2 separate regions of the Homo sapiens genome follow, and region 1 is linked to region 2. The links are chromatin contacts, found by Hi-C or POLR2A ChIA-PET in ENCODE. All regions are on one chromosome and are shown on one strand. Each heading gives the region's core, a stretch centred on a gene start or an enhancer-like site at or near the end of the contact. The rest is flanking DNA. Distances are from core to core; before and after follow the strand shown. Region 1 has its middle 100 kb from the start of OTUD1. Region 2 has its middle 170 kb from the start of ARHGAP21.

Region 1 (2,700 bases), core at 124-2,623, 1.0 Mb before region 2:
TTCTTACTATAAAACCAGGGGAATCCCAGCCTCAGGTACCTCTCTCTCGTCGCAGGGTCCCAGGTGTTCCCCTTTGCTGCTAGAAGCATGTCAGATCAGTGCCCCAAGATCATCTCTGCAGTGCTTGGTCTTTGCTGCTGTAGGTTGTAGGCCTTACTGCAATAGGTCTTTGACGTTGATCAGTGCTCAGTAAACACCTTTCAACTTTCTTTCTGGGAATTGTTCATTTCCATGGGCTCTGCATGCTTTTCAATGTTCATGGTGCAAACCATCCTGTTTGCCAAGAATTGCCTGTTGGGATGAGATTATTTGAAGTATAACAAAGCTTCATACCTCCAGAGAATTCTAGCCTGCTGACGCTTACTTAGTATCTGTGGCTGAAGTTGGTCCATGTCAACTCTTCCCCACTCTAGGGCAATGCTGGGGACATGGTCTTCATTTCTCTTCTTTGCTCAAGAATTTCAGTGCTGGAGTTGACTGTGAGCTCTGTTCAACTGGGAAACCTCTGAGAAACTCTCTGTGACATGCTTGGACATACTTATTTCCTCTAACTGGCAAAACAATGTGTTCTCACAAGGCCCTTGCCAGCTATCATCTGCTGCATTGTTTACATGTTGATTTTTTTTTCTCTCTGTCCTTTTCCCAATCACATACTTTAAGGTTCTAGAATGTCCTTTACTTCTACTGGGAAGGTTTAAAACTCAACCTTTTAGTAGTTAGGTAGAGGCAGGAGGAGTTAGAGGAAATAAGTGTATGCATTACATTACTCTTTTAGATGATTTCTCTGGCCTGATATCTAGAAGCTTTTCTCATCTTCTTGTATTTTTCTACCCTGTCTTTTTTACAGAATGCACCTTAAAATAACAAAAAATGACACGTTCTCCAACAGCTTAGTCTGAACTGGAGGAATTTTAATCCTAAGAAAGGCCAAAGTATTCCAGATAGAGGAAGAATTTGCATGGTGGACTCAATTAATAATGGATATCTTGAGGTCTCCTGAATTACATATATACACTTGAAAAATAATTGTGCTCATTAATTTTGGAGCAAACAAATTCAACTTTCATCTTTAAAAAATCTACTATGGTTTGTAATTAGGTAACAAAATGCACTGTTCTCCAAATTCAGCAGCAGTTTGCTCACTGTCTAGATGTTTCTTCCTATCAAGTGAAAGCTATATTGCCTTTTAAGAGTTGATCACAGAAGTGAAAAACATCACCAGACTAGTTAAATCCAGACACAGGGAATGGAGGTAAAAAAGAATCCTTTAAAAAAGCTATTATCCATACAAGAACCTTCTTCTCTGAAGATTTTGGCATCATGAAGGAACTTATCTGTCTGCCTCAACTGTCATAAAATTGCACGTTGTGAAACAGGAAGCCAGAGCTAGAGGGAAGCAGAGAAGGGGGCTGGGTGATTTCCTTTTGCAAACACAAAGACCTTCCTTCGTTGGAAGGAAAAGAAAAAAAACAAGCCAGAAGCTGAAGTTGGTGGGTTTGAGGGCTTGCAAATGCAGGCAGCTGAAACTTTGTAAACAGTTAGCATAAAACTCATTTTTAATCTCATAAACTTAATTTTTTCCCCTAGCATATGGGATGCATAAAAAGGAAATAAAACTTTAGTAAATTGAGCCTTACTTGTGCTTTATAAAAAAGAAATTGAATTGCTCTAATGGCAGCTGCAGCTGGCTTTCAGCTTCAAACAACCAGTGTAAATCTAGTTTTTAGTGCTTGATTTAGTAAACACTCAGCTGCAAACAGGCTTCCACAACAGCTCTGAATGCAAGGTTTTCTGTAAAGACTGTTATGTAACCTCTGTGTGTTATGTCTTTAAAATATGTGAAGGAGAGCAGAAACCTTGATTGAGATATCTTACAATTATTCTTTCCTCTATATTTAAAGCTGCATAGACTTTGCTACTCATTATACATAGAGCTAGCACGAATGGATCCTAACAGGCCATGAATTTAAATTTATGTGCACTAGTCATTAAAAATAAACAAAAGTAGAGTACTAATAATGGTCTGGGAAGCCATAGTTGAGTTGGACACATTGGTTGGTTATCTCAAAGTGATCATCACAGCTTGTTTGTGGCTCTGCCCTTCTCTGAGCCTTATGTCAGGCTCCCACACATTGAAGAGCCTTGAGGAATCATATTCTGCTTGGCAAAGGCTGCATGTGCCCGGCTTACAATTTTTGCTAAAAATAGGGGGAAAATCTTGTTCCTGATGAGCAAGATGAAATGTCCAACTGTTTTTAAATGGATGCATAAATAACTGTTGAGATTATAATGCTAGTCTATCTAAAATATTTCCTAGTGACCTGGACTTAGAGGGGGATTTGTAGCGTTCTGGTGGTTGTCACTTTTCCCATCACTAGATACCAACAGGTAGACAAAATGAGAGTTGGTATCTTATGGCATTCTTGCCAAAGGAACTTTTTAAAAGAATCCTGGGAAGGATGGCCAGGGTTAACCCTGGGAACAATTTTGAATTAGGATAAATCTGTGTCTGTTTCTTTCTCCCTTGATTGTCTTCCAATACCTCAGTCTTATTTTTAGCTGGCTGTCAACCAAAACTACCTAAGGCATTAATTGATAAGTATTAAGGTACTCCATTTCTCAGGGGTATTTCCAATTTTAAAAGAGACTCGTGAATGTGGAAAAGTCCTAAGACCCCCAATTTGGGATGTTTGCACGACA
Region 2 (2,700 bases), core at 53-2,552:
GCCACTGCACTCCAGCCTCGGCAAGAAGTAAGACTTTGTCTAAAAAACAAAAAAAGTTAATGATGATGATTATTACTGCTGCGGTGACAGCTGGAACCAGTTCTGCCCTTGAGAGGCATCAGTCTAGTTGGGGAAAGCGTGGCACACATACCGGGGAGATCAAGTCACAGTTGATGCAGGTGGGGGAGTGCGAGCAGTCCTGGCAGTTGGCTACAGGAGTGCAGAGCAACGGGCTTGTCTGGTGCTTCACAGAAGTGGTGGCACCTGGCACTGACAGGTATAATACAGAACTTATAATAGCGTTACAGCATTTTTAAAGAAGCTGGTTTTCTTTTAATGCTACTTGTGACTGGATTTTTTTCCAAAGTAAAATAGACATTTACACAGATGGAGAAAAGCCAAGGCCCTGGGAATCATGGCTCAGAATTATGGTTCTTTTGTGAAGTCACATGTGCAGGCTTGGGAGAAGGTGCTCCCAGGTCACCCCAACCCATATTCCTCAGATGATGCTCATTCCTGGGCTTGAGTGCAAGGGGCCAGACCCATGGGGTAAGAGGGACACATCCACTGGGTGCTGAGAGCAGGTCTGGCCACTCCCCTCCCCGCAGGCCACATTTAAAACATAAACCTGGGCCTCTTCCTGAATGCCCCACCTTGTAATTCTAGCTAAGGTCCTCCCCACCTCCAAGGCTCAGTAAATGCAAAGGCATTTCAGAGCAAGCAGGAAATTTTTTGGAGGAAGTAGAGGAATGACAGCTGCTTCAACTGAAAATTCAAAAGGTAATTTTGCAAAAGAGGCCAGCTGACGTTGTCCAGGAAAACATAGCCCTGGCATCGGGCAACCACTCATTCTTTGATCTATGCTCCTAAGAAGGTAATGTCCGAAAGAATAACCCGAAAAGCACCTCTGAGAAGAGAGTCCCAGGCCCTCCCAAGGTGCATGTCCATCTAGCTCCAAGTCAGGTGCCCACCTTAGAAGCAAATGTTCGCCCTGATGGAACGAGGAAGGTTAAGTTATGCTCACCACTCTCTGCCAAGAAGGCAGGAGAGCTTACAGTGCATGCCTTCGATTTGCACAAAATGCTTAATATTTTAATTGCCCAACGTATTGGGTGGTCCTTAATCCTTGTGTCTGTGAACACATCAGCAATAACTGCCATCTGTTGCCTATTATGGGCCACGTAGAATGCTAAGGTGTTTTGCATCTATTGTCTTTTAATCCTCACAAACACTGAAAAAGTTCCTGTAATTTATCCCTCCCCCACTTCACTGCAGGACACTGAGAACAGGCAAGAGGTGACAAGTGCAGTATGCACCTCTGGGCACTCGCCATCCTGCTTGCGGTGGGGGCTGCTCAGGTTGCCCCTTTGAAAGAAGGTGGCTTTAAGGGGAGGTTTTTCATTCCTGGATCAGACGAATGAGCACAATGCAGAAAATTATCCATTTGTGGGATTATTAGATTGCAAATTTTGGTTGCCTCACCTTCAAAAGATGCGTAGGTAGAGACCCCTTCCACTTAAAAGGCTAATGTTCTCATCTAGTATTATTGTTGGAAAGGCGGTGAATCTGGATTGGAACCTGGGATAGGTACTCCTCTTCCCCTAAGCCCCAAGTGGTCAACTACAACTCTAGGGCCCTGAGCTGGGACTGCAGGGAAGGCTTCACCTGCCAGAAAGACCACACCCCAGACAAGCCAAGCCAAGCCCAGCCTAGGTCCTACCCGTACCAGGCCCCACCTCCTCCTGGCCTTGCCACGCCCCTCCAGGTACTGCCTCAACCTGCCTCAGCTAAGCCACGCCCCACCTTTCTGGTCACACCCCTCGAGGCCTCACCACACCCCTCGAGGCCTCACCGCGCCCCTCCTGCTGGTGCCTTCGGGAACTTCAGCTGCTGGAGACCAGGGTAAGCGGCCCCCAAGTGCCTCCTAAAAGGGTTTTCTCGAAGTTCGGCTTCTCGGCAGGGACTTGTGAGTAGGCACCTCAGCCTCTCAGAGTGATCCTTTGAAATTCAAGGATAAGTCTCAATTCCAATGGATCCAAGCCCCCTTTTAGTTACAAATGTTTTGTACGAGATGAAATTCCTTATGACATCTCCTACCTACTCGCCTTGTTTCAAAAATAAAATACAATGTCCTAGTGGCACTATAACAAAGGTATAATTATTACCGTGCCATGCACGCACCCATCAGCAGAATTCACATTCAGAGACGAGTCGTACCGGGGACTCGAACGCTGTGAATGGCTGGTAATGTGACTTTTCCCAAATAGCGAATGACTTGGTTGAAAGCTTTGAACAAAGCAGAATACGACTCTCCCTCACTTTACACGTTCCTGAAAAATTTTATTGCACATTTTGAGGCTGCAAAAGTGTTTAAATATAAAATAAAATTGGCCTCTACACTCGGATCATTATAAGCAGGGTTTTTCCTTACGCATATGTCCAGTGGGACGTGACCAGGTCGTGCTGGGGGTGGGGGACAGTTTTTCCTGGGCAGCTGACTGTAGGACATCCCGATTCAGCATCCCTGACCCCTACACACTAAATGCCAGTTTTGCCTCTAACATTGGGACAACCAGAAAACTCTCCACAAATACCCAAAACTGCCTTTCAAGGGCGGCATTGCTGTGACTCAGAACCACTGGCACAGAGTAATGAACAGGGGCCTCATTGTTGAGTCGGGACAAACCCTGAGGGCATAAG

Evidence for each region. Hi-C counts contacts between places; a loop is a spot of excess contacts on that map. ChIA-PET counts read pairs that join two places held with the same protein, here RNA polymerase II (POLR2A). Pooled maps may share reads with other maps.
Region 1: a map of Calu3 shows a loop between it and region 2 (6-fold over the local background). The contact joins two enhancer-like sites. A Hi-C loop is called at or near these places in 3 of 168 maps with a recorded cell type or tissue (Caco-2, Calu3 and psoas muscle), 1 of 37 single-sample maps with no recorded cell type and 15 of 50 pooled maps. POLR2A ChIA-PET finds 5 or more read pairs at or near these places in 1 of 52 experiments (T-cell).

Annotation. Positions count from the first base shown.
Region 1 is chr10:23,539,203-23,541,902 of GRCh38, forward strand. No RefSeq gene overlaps it. Among named protein-coding and RNA genes, the nearest start is that of OTUD1, 100 kb to the left of the region's middle. Within about 2 kb of position 1,374, at least 3 of the 41 ENCODE cell types and tissues checked have a DNase peak (open chromatin) inside an H3K27ac peak, as active enhancers do.
Region 2 is chr10:24,550,734-24,553,433 of GRCh38, forward strand. No RefSeq gene overlaps it. Among named protein-coding and RNA genes, the nearest start is that of ARHGAP21, 170 kb to the right of the region's middle. Within about 2 kb of position 1,303, at least 2 of the 41 ENCODE cell types and tissues checked have a DNase peak (open chromatin) inside an H3K27ac peak, as active enhancers do.